2 separate regions of the Mus musculus genome follow, and region 2 is linked to region 1. Evidence: chromatin loops called from intact Hi-C (ENCODE). Cell type or tissue: heart. All regions are shown on one strand.

Region 1 (8,000 bases):
CCACTTCTGCTATACACTATTGTTCTAGAAGATTCTGGCTAACAGAATCTGACTTCTGGTTAGGAAGAATACACATTCCCCAGCTCGGAGCTGACATTCCTGGTCAGGAACAGCACTGGCAGTCTACAGCCTAGGAGTCCACCCTGACACAGCCCCACAGGTCACTTCTTTGGGGACACCACATTAAGGAGAATCCTTGTGAACACAAAGTTCAAAGTGTCATTAACGTAATGGACACTTCTGATGTCCATGTGGAACAGATGAGAAAACTGAGGTCCAGGAAGGGCCTGATGACCCAGCCTGATAGTCCCAGCCCTGGACCCCAAAGCTCCCTTTCCCAGGATCCAGGGCCTGGGCAACAGACAGAGGCTGTGGTTGCCTGAGGCTGCAGCCGCCTGCACATTGCGCAGTGAACTCTGGCCAGGTTTCTCCCTGGCTCTGGAATGGCTCTCACCACAGGCAGGTACCAAACCTGTCCAACCGCCCTGACACCCAGAGGCTATCTGCTCATCGCATTTCTCAACCACACAGAGCAGGCGATTGCCACAGGCCTGCAGACGGCAGATAAGGAGCTGCAGGGGCTGGTGTGGGCTGGGGGTTGGGGGTGTGCTCGGGCGTGGCTGCCTCAGCTTTGCTTTGTTTCTACTTTGGCTGTGCCTTCATACTTCTCTGCCCACTCGGGGCCTCAAGCTTCCTGGGGGTGCCAGGCTCAGGGCAGATGGGTAGGGTGAGAAGGCCCAGAGGAGATAGCCTATCAGAGCCATCAAGGGTGGTGGCTAAGTAGGACCCCAAGCAGGCTGAGCCTGGGCAGGGCTGCCCCTACCTGGGAAAACTACCCTTTCCCAACATCAAGGCCCATAAGGGCCATCAATGAGGCCAGATTCCCACCCTCCCCTGTATGACACAGCAAGCACACCATCAGAGCTCACTAAGCAAGACCATCACTGGGGAAGGCACAGCTCTGGCAAGTCATGGGTTCTCCCATCCTCCAGTGTCAGGATGCAATGATCGATGATGGCTCTAAATACATTGTCCCACAGGTCCACACAAATGTAGCCTCACTGCAGAACCTGGCTAGCAAGCTGAATGACTCCCACCAAAGCCAAAATCCAACTGGGTGGTAACTCCCCCCTTATTATCTCACTATTGAGAGATGGCTCAATATGGCAGTGAAGACATTTGCCAAGACCCCTGAGTCCCTCTACCACCTGAGAGTCTCCTCCCACACAAGTGTCGGGGCTAGGATACCAAGGAGGTGGAGCCAGAGGAAGCAGGGCTCAGGCTTCCTGCTTTTCCAGGTCACCAGGGCAAGGAGGCTGGACTGACCCATAAGGACAGCCCTACAGCACAGCCTTGGATGCTACAGAAAGGGTTGGGGCCCTGCCACCATCTAAGAGCAAGAGCTACCCCACCCCTGCCTGGGAGCAGCCCCCAGCCTCCTCTAAGCCTCTGCTCCACTGGAAGGTGGTGCCAGGATGGTTTCCAAAGAACGCAGACTCCAGGGCAGGGTGAGCCTAGGCTGGGAGGAGCTCCCCAGGCCAGCTGCGGGTTGCACAATGAGGAGGGCAGGCTACCTGACTCTCCAGCCCTGCTAGACTAGGGGAATACTTTGGGAGAGGACTTCCCCTCCCTTAGCAGGGTCCCACAGTTCCACAGTTCTAGGCCTCAGAAATCTTTGGGCAACCACAGTGTCATCCATTTGGTCCCGGCTGCCCCTGTATTCTGGACATAGGCAAGCCTTTCCCTTCCCACCTCAGTTTTACAAAGTGGAGCACAAAGGAGAAAAAAAAACTGAACAAAAGAGCAGCAGCAAGGCCAGGCTAGGCAGTCTCCGAGTGAGCAGCATATGGCTGTAAGTCATTCACCTCCCAGCTCTCAAGAGGGCACAGCAGGCCAGGAACATGGGGCTGGGAATGGCCAGGGATCTGCCCCATACCTCCCTGACCTGCTATGAGTGACTGACAGGGAGACAGCTAGAACTCAGTTCTACTATGGGAGGCCAGCCAGTGGGTGAGTTCTCACACAAAAAGGATGCTCCAACATAGCCATGGCCCACAGGGCAATACTGGCAGATGCAGGGTCCATAACAGACTCTATACACTTGGGCTTGCATCTCCCTAGGTGGCTAGGGACCTGTGGGAGAAAAATAGAGACAGAGGGAAATCTCTCACAACACAGGCCCTGTCCTCCTGCCTTCCAGCATACCCTGCTCTCTGTACCCAGATGGTGCCCACGAGATGCACAGGGATGTTGGGCTCCTGCCTGCAGGGTTACAGGGGCTAACCTCTGCTACAAATCTCAAAGTCTGTCTATTATCTCAGCCCTGGGAACTAGAGCAGAGCTCTTTGAATTGCAGAATTCCAAGGCAGGACCCTTAATGCCAACAGAAGTTGCTGGTAGCCTCTTAGCTCCTCTGTCCCCCACATCCACCTTGGGATGGAAGCCAAGGGGTTCTCTATCCAGGAAAAAGCTATGCACACCCCCCTGATGATAGCTGTGGTCTGACGATTGTGAGGGAAAGTCTGTCCCAGACTTGGGCCTATGAGCAGCAACAGAGAAGGTGAGCTCCCCGCTGAGCTCAGCACAGCAGGGGCACCCAAAAGAGAGAATGGCCTAGTGCCAGGCCCTGTCCCAATACTACTGTCCATATAGACTGGACAATGGCCTGGGTGCAAGAAACCCAAAGCACCTTAAATAATGCTGAAGACAGAGAAAGCAGAAAGAGCTACTTAGCCAGACAAGCTATGCCACGGCCCTTGGGGGCATGGTCACTCAACACCGCTGAACTGCTCAATAGCATAATGGCCTGTGACGTGGCATCAACAAGAACTACAAACATGATGGAGAAAGAGAGCTGCCATCCCTGAAGTGGAAGGCCCCAGGATATCTGCCAAAAGAGATTGCAGCCTGCATAGCTCTTCTACAGCAAATATCATCAATGTAGCCTTCCACAATCAGTGTTGAGCCCAGTGAACAGGCATCCTGGTCCATAGCTCTCCACAGCAGCACCCCTCACATGCCCCAGCCCCAATTCACAGCATCTCCAGGTCATTTTCCATAATTGTTCCCAGGGAGACTTATATAGGTGTTCTGAGCTGTCTTGAGTCTCCTGGATCCCACATAGGTGTAGCCTCAGACCCAACAATGAACCACATCTCAAAGGCACCACTGGGCCCCCAACTCCACCCCCATGCCAGATGCCTGGTAGCCCTATGCTGAAACATTTTAGTCCTCCTATCCTGGAGGAGAGTAAACGGTACAAACGAGTCTTAGTATCATCTTCCCTACCTCAAGAAAGGGAGCTATGCACAGACTACCACATTGAGAATGTTCTGAGTGGCCCACATGGACACAGGGGTACCAAGCACCTCTTAGAAGCAACTAAGGGTTGGAGTGAGGAGCACTTGTGACTGGGCCACACGAGGCAGTTTGCCATACACAGTGATGCAGCACACACATGCACACACAGCCCAAGCCACCAGAGTCTCCTCTCTCCACCTCACTTGCCCAGAGGACTCACACAATCAAAAACCATCAGAAATTCAAATTCTACTTTGGGAAGATTGCTGAGCAGGACCCAGCAGCCCTTCACATCTATTTAAGAAGATCAACACATATCCTCCCCAGCCACGCTGTTCAATGCTGTGTCTGTTCTCATAAAACTTAAATACTGTCTTTTTCTTCAGGCCAGAAACCCCAGCCACCTCTCCCAGTCACATGAGAACCCTGTGCCCCAACTCTCCAGACACATAGAAGATCTAAGCTGCTTGTCCTCCACCTGTACTCCAGGAGCCATTGGCCCGCCATTCAGAGCAGGCCTCAGGAGAAGGGCTGAGTGTCCCCAAGGGGAAAGTACGACTGAGGGACGGACCTCCTCCTGCCAAGCAAGGTGGAAGGAAGAGCCAAGGTCTGCAAAGCTGGCTGATCCAACCCAGAGAAGGGATGAGAGTCCTTCATGTCCCCGAAGGGAGGCAGGCTTCCGAGTTCCCAGCTGACCACACAGGAGTATGGGTACAAACAGGGCCAGCCGGCAGCCACAAAGCCAAAGCCACATTGTATGCTGTGGGGCCTAGCCCTCACACTCTCCCTCTCTGTCAGTCCTGGCAGCTGCTTACTGTATCACCAGGGAAGCTGACTCCAGAGTCAAGCCCACGTCCTGGGAGCTGCAGGATGCAGCCAGGGTGAGCTTGGCCCCGCCAAAGCAAAACAAGCATTGGCCAGCTCTGAGCACAGAGCAGCAGGAGGCCGGGAGGCCCAGACACTTCCCCTCACACGGCCTGCTGCCTTGGCAAGTGGCCACTCTGCCTGCTGCTGGACAGGGGCTAGGCAAGGAAGACAAGGCAATCCAGCCAGGTCCTGTGCCGCCATCTGGGGGCCTGGAGTGGAGCCCCTGCTCACGAGAGTTAAATTAAAACCTATGACCCTCCCATCACAGTGCCTTACAGGCACCCAGGGCCCCAATGCAGCCCTTTCCCAATCTTATCCTTCAGATTCTAAAAAGCTACCTAGAGACTAATCCCTCCCTGGCCTTCTCTGCCACCCCCTACACACCGTCCCCCAGGGTTTTCCACACACCTATCAAATTTAAGCTCCTAAGAGCCAGAGCCAGTTTGCCCTCCCCACTGGACTTATTAGTATCAGTCTCAACAACACTCTTCCTTACAGACAGGCAGACAGGCAGACACACACACACACACACACACACACACACACACACACACAACTAGTGCAGCCTGCACCAGGCCACAGCCTCCATCCATCACCCATGGCTTTGCACCCACTCTGTGACAAAACCCATTCCACGTCACCACCTCTCATTCTGATGTTTAAAATTTCATTCACGGCAACAGATTGGTTATTCCATCTTGGCCTTAATTAAAGAGGGCCCCAGAACGACATTTTAAACAGCAATGTCATTTTCTAATTGACACGGCTCCATTACCAAGAAAAATACGCAAACCCGCCTGAGACAGAGTGCAAGCCCCTCCCCCACCCTCCCAGAGGAGAGAGGGACTGCATAGCTTCAATTTTTAATCTGCTGATGAAATATTCAGGGGCCACAAAAGGATTGCGTTTCCCTGAGGCATGGATCACTGCCCTCTCCAGACTCCCCATGTTGGTAAGATACCGAGTTAGGATGATGGGGTCAGGTGGTCAGGAAGATGGAGAACCCACATGGGTAGCAGCTCAAAACTGGCCTGCTCAGCTACCACGACATATTTGTCCCATACCCCATGCTACCGTCCCACTCTTAGCTCAGGTCTTTCCGTGCTCCCCAACAATATCTGCTCTGTGCAAGTAGAAGACTTCAGCCCAGAGGGACTACATGCCCCAGTGACACCCACCAGGTCTCCCGGCCCATCTTGATACTTGTCTGTCTGAGTTTCATATGTTAAGTCCTACCTATAGCAATCAGGTTTCTAGCATGCTAATTTCCCAAGCAAAGTACTGAGAGCTCAGGGTCCACCGGTGCTAACACCTCTCCATAGCTGGTCCTTTACACCTCAAGGCTACACATGTCTGCACAAAGCCCAGCAAGGTGGGCTTAGAGGCAATGACCCTGAGATAGTGAAGAGAAAACTGTTTACACTGATAGGCTCAGGGGCCTGGTCACATACATGCAGATAACATGCAGGCCCTGGCAGTGCCAGCCAAGCCAAGTCCATCCAAAACCACTGTCAGCCCAGCTGGACGCTGGCTCCGATAGCCACCAGAACCAAAGTGCAGAGAGGACCACGACACTCACCAGAACAGGAACAGGGACAGGGCCCCAGCTCAACCCCTCAGCCTCTCGTTGAATCTCTTCATGCCAGGCGTGAAAGCAGAGCCTACCTCCCATCTGCTCCCATTTCTGCCTCTCAACCAAGAAAATGTCCTGTTGGATGGATGGCTCTAGACCACACAGCCAGACTGCTCCCAGAAAGGTTACCTGGCCAGGGGGCTCCACTCAGCAGGTACCTTCACCCCCATGCTGATTCACTAGTGAGCTCAGGTGGAGCACATAGGCTGCAACCCGTCCTCCATGTGGCACTGGCTGGACCACGAGGTCCACTCAGGGGAAAACACTACTAGAAACCACAGGAAGAACTCTGGCAGTCCCAACAGGACATAGACATCAAAACACCACCAGGGTTGATGTTGTCATATGTATCAGACTCTAAGCTATCACCTCCAAATAAAGAGTAATTCTGCCCTTACAGAAGGGGAAACTGAGGCTCAAGGTGGTCAAGGGGTTGCCAATAGACACCACTGAGGAGTTGGGGACGGGGGAGCAAAGTCAATGTTGCATGAGATGCATCATTGTGCAGCAGCAGCCCAAGGGCTCCCTGAGGCCGGATCTTCTATCCTCTGTGGTTTCCACACCCAGTATAGAGAGGGGGCTGATGTTGCCCAGCTGCCCAGCCTGTTCCAGACAGGCCAGTTAATCAAACACTCTCTAAATGATGCAGCCTAATGCTGCTGGCCCAATGTGCCTGCCCAGCCATCTGGTAGACCAGCTTTCCCTGACCCTGGAGCTGATCAAGCTCTGAGCAGAAGCAATGAGTAAGGGGTCCAGGGAAGGGAGAACAGGACAGGAATGGGGACAGGAGTCAGCAGGCCAAAAGCAGAGGGAAGTACTAAAGGCACAATGAGTAGCGCTCACCACTTCTACTCAAGAGTGGCCTGAATCCACTCTGCCTACCTCCCCAGCCAGCCAGGCTCTGTTCCTCCTCTGTTAAGCCTCCCTGAGGGACATCACACTGCAGACTCAGCACCAGAGAATTGAGATGTAGAGCTACACTTCTAAGGGAAGGGAGCATGCACACCTCGAGGCAAGTTGGCAGGCGCCCATAGGACCCAGCCCAAAGCTGGATGTCACCTGTACAGGGGACAACCCGTGGGAAGTCACAACACCATGGCAGCCCTGCTTCCAACCCCAAGATGATGGGCCCAAATCCACACGCAATTCTGTACTAGCACTAGCAAGCATCTGGAGCCATCAACCTTCCCTGGCACCACTAAGGTTTGCAACCAAAGGTATCTATCAAACACTCTATTCCACAGAAACAGGCTATCGGCCTTGCCAAAACAGCTAACCAGGATCACCAGCTGGGCTCTCTTCCTCCAGCCAGGCTTCCTTAACACCAGTATCTTCCTGTCTATTCCTCCAGCTCCCTTTGGATGTCAGTTTTTCTTCTACCAACCCCAGCCAAGCCTGCCACCCAGATCAAATTGTCCCTTCCCAAAGCTATCCAAGGCTAGACCACTGGCAACATGCAAGTGCCATGGTAAGGCAAGGGCAGCTAAGGTAATGGGAGGCACTGGGAAAGTGGTGTCTGCATGGCCAGCCAGATCTTCCCCAGGGAGAGGCTCCAGTGGGCTGAGTGAAACAAGGTAGCCCACTTCCTTCCCTAGGGAGTAAACATGCTCTACTGGCCAATATCCTCAGCAGGAACCAGCCTTTCCCACAACTAAGTGGCACCTGCTCCTTCCAGAGCTTCACTACAGCTTCTATTCACATAGCGTACAGTGAGGGTCCTGTGGGAGCCTACTGACTACAAGCTAGGAAAGAGTCCAGGGCTGGGGAGGCTGGAGGTTTGAGCTACGACTGAAAATCAGCTCTCCTTGGGACTACGACCTGGCCCAACAGGCCCAGTCTCAGTATCCAGCACATCAGGCACAGGGCACCCAGTGGCATCAACAGAAAAGATGGCAGACGTAGCCAGATAAACCAGGCAGGAGCTAGGGAGCCCCCTCAGTGGACAGTGAGGTGGTCACTTGGGTTCAGCTAAAACCTCATCTGTGTGTTGGCCACTCATCTTCTCAGAGATCAGACCAACCTAAGAATGATGGCTCTCAAATTGGCAGCTCACACAAGTGGCCAATGTCCGTCTCCAGGGACCTTTCTAGGCAATTGCCCTGTGTTTACTGAGAGTCAGCACCTAGCCACTTATCCAAGACTTATCATACTACAATGGCAGTGCCCACTTTAATCCCCCAGTTAGGTCATCAAAATGTCC
Region 2 (8,000 bases), 59 kb before region 1:
TCCCCAACACAGGACAGATGAGAACCGAATGGAGATATATTTTGAAACGCTCATATTTGTCTCTCCTCTCATGTTGTTGTTTCTTTTCTATAATCCTGAGACTGCTGTTCATCAACCCCCCGGCGTCTGCACCACAATGTCCCAGTGAGTAGTTCCGTGGGGAGTCAGTTCACAGTCAGAGGCCGGCAGGCAGGCAGGCAGGCAGGCACCGAGGACAGAGCAGGGCTGTTCAAATCACCAAGAAGGGGAAGGAAACCCTGCCCGTGCGGCCCCCCTCCCACCGAAGGAAGTGTCTGTCTGTGCTGTTCTCACGCCTTCAGCCGCCTGGTAAGCGCCTCCTCTGCTGTCTCAGCGTCAGGGTGTCCCAACAGTTTTTGACACTCAAAGCAGAAACAAAATAGGTCCCCCACCATGCCATCCAGTTTACATGAGGGATAAAATTACATTTGTACAAAAATAGATTCATTTACCCTTCCCGGTGCGTTAAACATTCCTCTATCTTTACTCCCTGCGGACGCGGCCTCCTCCCCATGGTGGCCGCACATCCCAGCTAAGGCATGGCTAGAGTTCAGGGCACTCCAGCCCTGAAGCATCTGAAAATAGATGCATCCCCTGCCTCCAGAGAGTCCCCAGAGCCCGACTTCCCCACAGAAGGGGACCTCAGGTCCTTGCTCACGAGAAGCAAATGTACAGGAAAATGGGAAAGTCTTGATTAAAAAGAACACAAAACACCAGTAACTGTGCCGCATCTCCCGTCGTCAGTGGGCAGTCTCTGTATAGCACATGTGTTCACACCATACACGTGTGCATGGAGACCCGGTCACAAGCCCCAGTTCTACAACGGGGACAGCAGATGACTAGCCATTGGTTGCCTGCTTTCGCCAGGTATCCTGGGATGCCAGGGGAGGGGGGCTGGGTGTCTCTTGGCACTGTCACCAAGTTGCCCAGGATCCTGGGGATGCTGTAATTTGGAAAATTGAGGGCGTGGGGGCCAAATTCCCCCAGTGACTGTTTCAGGGTGACACAGGCCAGCAGCTGCCACAGGCCCTGTGGTCATCTTCGTTTCTCGGCCACAGGAGCCCCAGATGAATCTCCAAGCAGGGTGGTGACACACATGAGGAATATGGCCCAGAAGCTGCAATGTGGAAGTCACATGACCATTGGTGGCAACAATCCAATCAGGTTGAGGTGGGGATGGGCGCAGGGTGGCTAATGAGCTGATGTTAGAGCTATCTTTAGAAAATTAAAGATTGTTCCACCAAAATAATAACAATAATAATTACAATCACCTTAATTGAGCCAAATTGGTAACACGACTGAAGGTCTGGTTAAATGAAGCTCCAATTTTCTCCTTAGTGACACCACGCCCACACCACCATTGCAAACAAGCAACACTGCCCCCATGACAGTGACAATGAGGCCAAAGGAGCAGGAAGCTCACCAGGGAATCTATAGTGACAAGCAGTGGCAGGTAAGGCTATGTGGGCCAGTGGGGCTTTCGGCCAAGGCCCCAGTGCCTGACAGCCAGCCAAGCCCAGACATGGCTCAGCCCCAGGACTTCCTCTGCTGGAGCCACTGTGCATTCTCTGTGGCTCAGAGGGACAGGGTACAGTGTGGAATGGGGCTGGCATGAACAATGGAAGAGGGGGGTCTGCAGAAGGCACGGTGCTGGGTATGGACTAGGGAATCCGCTCCTCCGCCTGATGCTACTAGCCCCAAAGGCTGTACGGATTTTCTAGCAAAGCCTAGGAAAGGGGCAGCCAGCGGGTCCTGGGAACCGTGCTGTCTCCACGGTCAGCTCCCATGCCACTACATGGAGAGAAGGGATACAGGGAAGATGTTTCTGGAATCTTTTATGGGTGCCTCTGCCGGTTATGGTTTAGGATTTTGAAAAGATGGAAAAGCAATGTGTCCTTCCCCGCAGAGCCCAGGAAACTGGACCCTCCCACCCACCACCTCTAGGTCCAATCCCCTAGGTGGTCTGTTTTGTGAGGACCTTCTCCCTCCTACCTCATGGGAGACCAGCTACAGGGGAGGCAGTATGGCCACACCCACTAAGGCACCTGCTCCTGACAAGCCTGGGCCCTGGAGTCTGAGACTAGATCATGAAGACTGACACCCAAGGAGGCTCCACAGTGCAAACAAGGCTGGTCAACTGGAGAGGCACACTCAAGAGCCACATGGGACAGGGCTGAAGCCTGAGTCTGCAGCCAGCCACCTGAGCAGGCATGACAGAACCATTGGGTCAGATTCTGAGCAAACACTGTCCACAGACACCACCATTCCAAAAGAAGTCCCAGAAAGTCCCTGTCTGTCAGGATTCTAACAGAAGTGGCCAGTCCGAGAAAGGGCCCATGCTAGAGTCCCACACAGAGCCTGTTGACTCAGTCACACCAGGACAGCCACCTGCCATGCCTTCATGGTTCAGCTCCAAGTCCCTCAGGCCACCTTCCCCAAAACCAGACAACAGCCCTCCTCTCCTCCCTGAGCCTCAGGATGCCCAGTGTCCCACAGGACCACTGAAGTGGAAACCCCACTCTACGTGAGCCAGGGCAGCCCTCCAGGATGATTGGTGGTGCCATCTTGAAGACCAGAAAGGAAGATCTGTGATAGGGAAAAGCCAGGCTACTATAGTTGGCTAACCCTGGATTGGTGAGACATGAAGAGGGACGATGACATAAAAAGGAACTGGTCAACTGGGGGACATGACAGAGGACCTCCAGCCCACGCAGCCTCAAGGTGGTCCCAGAATCCTGCTTGGAGTGATATCTCAGGGCATCTTTGGAAAGAGGCTTTATAGGTTAGCTATGACCCAGGAGGATACGGCCTGCCCCACCTGCTCCTTCTTGATCCCAGGTGGATTCCCACCCTAACTGGGTACCAGGACTCTGAACAGGCCAAGATGGGGCACTCCAAACAGAGGTGCCATGTGGGATGTCGAGAACCAGCGACAGCAACCAGCAACCAGAACAAGCCCTTTTCCCAGCTCTTGCAGCTCCAGGTGCTGAAGGCCCCATGACGAACCCCACGACCCTCGGGGTGACAGCAGCATAGCCTTAGAGCCTGATGTAGGGCAGGAGCTGGCCAGGTGTCACACCAGCTCTGCTATGGCCCTGGGCCAAAGGCAAGCATGAGTAAAGATGGCGAGGATGGTGATGCATCTTTTGGGCCCATAAGGACACTGCACCCCAAAGATCCACACGGGCCATCAGAAAGGGCAGGGGCAGGGCTGGAGCTGAGCAGCTGTGTCCAGGCAGGGCACGGGACCGGCACACGGCGGCGGGGGCCTAGGTGGCTTGATGTGGTGCCTCCAGCATCTCCATGAGGAAGGTGTCGATGGGCGTGTCCCCGATGAGCTTGAAGAAGAACAGGTGCTCCAGGCACTTGAGCCCGATGGAACGCAGTGCAGGCAGGCGGAGCAGCAGCTTGGCAAACCTGCAGGACAGGAGAGAGTAAGGACAGGCCAGGAGGCAGGGAATGCTCCCCTCGGAGTGCTCCCTGCTCTACCTGGTGACTTGTAACTTCCCCGGAGACCAGCCAAGCCCAGTGCCTGGGACCAGAACCTGGTCTGCAGAGGAAACTGCCTAAACTGATGCTCCAGGAAGAAGTGGGGACTAGAGAAAGGAGGCTCCTTGGAGACAAAAGAGCACAAGGGGCAGAGGAGTGGCAGGGGTGGAGTGGGGGTGCGGCAGGGGTGCAGCAGGCTGAGTTGCATCAAGATCCTAAAATGAAAGGAAGAGCCAATGCTTGACTACTGTCGGCCAGGACAGGCCTGGCAGGGGTTGGGAGAGCAGTTACGAGTGTGGGCTTGCTCCACGGGCAACGGGGAGCCTTGATAGAAATTTCGGCAGGTAAGAGCATGAACATGTTTTGTGCATCGGAGAGGCCTCTGCAAGAGCGGCTGTCTCGCTAGAGGCAGTGGGGCATGTCCTAGGAAGAGGCACCAGGAAGCTCTGTGGGCAGCCTGACTGGTAGTCAGTCACACGCATGGTACTCGGGGTGACTGACAGTGGAGCCAGCAGTGAGCTGGGAGATCCCCTGCTTCAGCAGGAGCACCTCCCTGGAGAGGACCGCAGAGGCCTTTGGGTTCCTTTACCCCTGGAATGTTTCCTGGGCAAAAGACCGATAGGCATGGGAAAGGAATCTGAGAACTCATGGAAGGTGGACAGACAAGAGAGGACAGTGTGGTGTGGGGACAGGACCTGGGGTCCCACGTGTGACCTCTGTGTCTGCTCAGGGCCTCCCTATATACTGGAGGGGGCTCTGGGCCTCATTAATTATTAACAATGTCTTTCATTTCCAGGGAGGAAGCCTTGTGGCTGGCTGCCCCGCAGTCCTCAGTTTAAAGGCACAAGCGTAGCTTGGAGGCTGGAGAGGTGCCAGAGAACAGGCTGTTTTCTGCTGAGCTGGCGAGATGGGCTAAGGCAGGAAGCCAGGAAAAACAAGCCGCTGCCACCCTCCTGTCCTCCTCCGGGAAGTTTCACTTTAAACCAAACCAGATGAGGGCTAAACAGCAGTGTGGACAGTTAACCATGTGTGTGCCAGGCAACGAGATTGGTTAGTGTGCCCATCTCCCCGGTCTTCCACTATTCCACTCACACCTAGCCTGCACACTGGGAGACTGCAAGAAGAAGCAGAACTGAATCCTTGGAAAACACCATTTCTCCTGGACACCTACTGTGTGCCTAACACTAGACTGTGCACCCAGCACTGAACATGACTAGATGCCAGTCTTCCTTAGGCCAGCAGAAAGAATGTGTTCTCCAGTCTCAGCCACGTATTATGCACAACTGTACAGCACCTACGCTGTGCTGGCATTTCCAGGTCACGTAACAGGTGAAGAACATAAGGCTTCATACTCGTAAATAGCAAGGACCTACTGTGCACTAAGAAATGGATCAATTATCTCAACTGGGTATAGGGGGAAGTGGGTAGTCCTCAGAGCTCATGAGTCCAAGGGCTGCCTAGCTCCTGCTCAAAGCCTGAAAAGCACCCCAGGCTGGTTTAAGGAGGACACCATTGTTTTGTGGCATACAGAGGGCTTTGGAGATGTGTGGCTGAGCCCAAGGGTAGAGGCAGGGGGCTGTCCAAGATGGAGGCGGGGCTCACCTGCCCGGCTGCTCAGGGTACTTGTGTTTGCAGTACGCTTCTAGTGACGCATACACCTTCTCCCTCAACGCCTCCACCTCAGCAGGGTTTGAGAGCCCCTTAGAGTCTGTAGAGAAAAATAGCCTCAGGTCAGAGCCCCCAGACTATCTCCTATCCACATGCAAGCATAGCAGAGAGTGTGCATGCTACACAACTAGATATGGCTGCCCTGCAGACCCATAGCTCCCAGACCAGGAGGATGGGTGTTCTAGAGTCATATTATGTCTCCATTCGGCCACTTGAAAGTCAAGTGACCTTAAACCAGTACCTTGTCATTCAGGGACTTAGTTTCCCCATCTTTCTCCAGGTGGTCATGAGAGATAACCAATCCTCTCACTGCCCTTGGGCCTGGTCCCAATGACAGGAAGAAAGCTGTAAGCCCTTCCCTGAGGATCTCCCCATACCATGAGCCAGGAGACCCCTCCTCAGCGCCTAAACACTGGCCACAATACAGGCTAGAGAAAAACCACAGCCATAGTCATTAACACCATCAGGGCACAGTGTACCAGTAAGAATGCTGAGGGCACTTTGGGGTCTGGGAGCTCTTTAGAATACACAAGACACCTTCAACTGATCTAGTCCCTGACAGTCCCTCCCTATCCCTCGGAGCCCCAGCTGAGGCCTCCCTGGTTCACCATGCCTCCAGCCAGACCACTCAGACCTAACCTGAGAAACTATCAGGTTGGCTCAGGAATGAGCTATCTGGGGTAGAAGCCTATATCCCTGTCCCCCCATATTTTCTACTCACCATGTGCAGGGCTGGTGAGCCCCGTCAGCCAAGCTTCCAACCCATATTCAACCCCTCCCCTGGCAGACAAGGATGGACTTTCAAATACAGAAGCCCATGCATACCCTGCGGCAGCGAGTGCTCCAGCCTCCGCGGCTTCCTGGAGCCTAGTCAGAGCCACCCACAAGCCCACAGCCATCTCTTGAATCCCTGAATTTCTCCCCAGGAAGAATTCCACGCTCTCAGTTGTGTGCTCCCATCACCATGTGGACTGGCCACCAGTGGCATCTGCCACCAACCCAGTGCTGTGAGCACAGGCCTGGGCCACTCTTCACACCACAGCCTCCCACACAGAAGACAGTCTCGGCCTCTGTGACAGCAACAGCTTGGAGGCCCTGAACACTGCAGCTCCAGAGCTACCAAAAAGATTTGCTGTCCTCAAGAGGCTGCTCTGCCCTGTCCCCAAATATCCTTGAAGCCAAGGCCTGAGACAAGTTAGCTACCCTCAGGACACCTAACAAGATGGACTGACCAACTGACCACCAACCCCATCCTGGGAGCTCACTCTAACACTAGACCACTGTGGACAGCAGAGCCCACGAGGCTCAGCTGGAGAGCACTAATGTCAAGTGCCTACTCTGGCCGCATAGAGTGCCACTTGAGCCTCTCCATTACATCTCCAGACAAGTGGAGGCAGGAGATTGGTGTCTGTTGTAATGTGGACACTGGGCCCTGAAGGTCAAAGCATGGCGCAGAGCAGCTGGGAAGACTCGCATGCTCTTGGCCAGGTGGGAGGCAGGAGGACCGTACCAGGGTTGAACAGGACAATGGCTCGCAGGCAGCCCAGCTCCGTCTTGTCCATCTGCATGTCACGCATCTTAGACACCAGCTCTGTTAGCACCCTGCAGGAAAAGGCAGGTGCCAAAGTCCACATTAGACACATCCTCACCAGAGCCCCACCGAGGAGGATCCACTGGACGCGTGAAGCCCAGGACGGACCGAGAATGACTGAAAGCTCTGGGCCTGGCCAAGTCCACAGGAAGTGAGCATCAATGTGACCTCACAGTCCTGTGGAAGATGGGGTCCTCCACTCCCCCAGTGCATTCTGGGAATCTGAGACCAGAGGAGGAACCCCAAGATTGATAAGCCAAGGAGAGCTGAGACGAGACCTCCCACTTCGTGGCTAGTCAAGGTCGCCCTGCACTCAGAGCTGTTTCTTTTAGCTCCAGGTTAGACTTTTCCCTGGGACAAAGCCTCTTGGTGGGAGTCATTTTTCATCAGCAGATATCACATAGCTTCCTCAGCAAGATAGGGACCCCTCCAAAGGACCTTCAAGTGTCCTTAGCCCATTCAACATGTACGGAGTCTGGAAGAATCCTAGGCTCCACTCTGCCGTCAGCCACCTGAACCAGAGTCTCTCTGACCTCAGCGGCAAGGAGGAGCCCTGCCACCAAGAATCAGACTTCACAGTCCACTCGCTTTGACAGCAAGGATAAGCGAGGGCCTCTCCAACTAGCACTTCGCGTCCCCAGAAGATAAAAGCATCAAGCCCCCAGAACTGTCACTTCACATTTCCCAAAATCAGACCCCATAGGCTAAGCTCCAATACCTTCCCCTGCGGAGTGGCCCTGTAAGTTAGCTTGTCAAGGGCTTGCCGCACAGAGCCTGGTACTGAGCTGAGGTTAGCATTTACCTGCCTGTGTGCTCCAGCTGGCCTTTCCCTGGGAAGAACTCAGCCTGTGTACTGTCCTTGCTATCCCGGAGCACTGGTGGGTGGCTCTGCTCACCTCCAATTTCAGGAGCTCAGGGACTCGCCTGCTTCGCCCCTACCCCACTTCTTCTTATGGGCCTGCTCATTCCCACTCACTGCCTTATGCACCAGCCCCAGCGCCCCCAACTTCAGCTGGCAGAGACTGGCATCCAGGGCCCCAGAACACTGAGGTCTGGCACAGGCCCTTAGCCTATATACGAAGGCTGGGCATCCAGACATAAAACAGGCAGTCACAGTCCCTCACCTGGTAGGCATATAAGACAGGCATTGCAGGAGCGTAACTGGCTGGGGCCAGGTGGCCTCTGCATGTGGCTGCACTCCAGGCAGCCTGCTCCTTTGAGCATGTTTCTAAAA

What was found. Peaks named below come from ENCODE experiments on the same cell type or tissue, not always from the same donor. Only the 100,000 strongest peaks of a DNase experiment are listed, where the experiment ranks them.
Region 2: it touches region 1 in a loop (3.0-fold over the local background); 8 of 42 quality-filtered maps call a loop at or near these places.

Annotation. Positions count from the first base shown.
Region 1 is chr2:27,695,992-27,703,991 of GRCm38, reverse strand. The region is part of intron 1 of Rxra (retinoid X receptor alpha); the gene reads right to left. Among named protein-coding and RNA genes, the nearest start is that of Rxra, 23 kb to the right of the region's middle. In heart, a CTCF peak has its summit at 4,365 (motif pointing left); DNase peaks (open chromatin) are centred at 1,441, 4,261 and 5,574; H3K4me3 peaks cover 616 bases; H3K27ac peaks cover 3,182 bases.
Region 2 is chr2:27,754,976-27,762,975 of GRCm38, reverse strand. Rxra (retinoid X receptor alpha) reads right to left here. Exons shown (of 10, transcript NM_011305.3): 8 at 6,686-6,777; 9 at 5,110-5,215; 10 at 1-3,435. The coding sequence ends at 3,288. Among named protein-coding and RNA genes, the nearest start is that of Gm39777, 79 kb to the left of the region's middle. In heart, no CTCF peak of the experiment used is centred here; DNase peaks (open chromatin) are centred at 275, 3,345, 3,725, 4,395 and 2 weaker places; H3K27ac peaks cover 1,832 bases; H3K27me3 peaks cover 4,301 bases.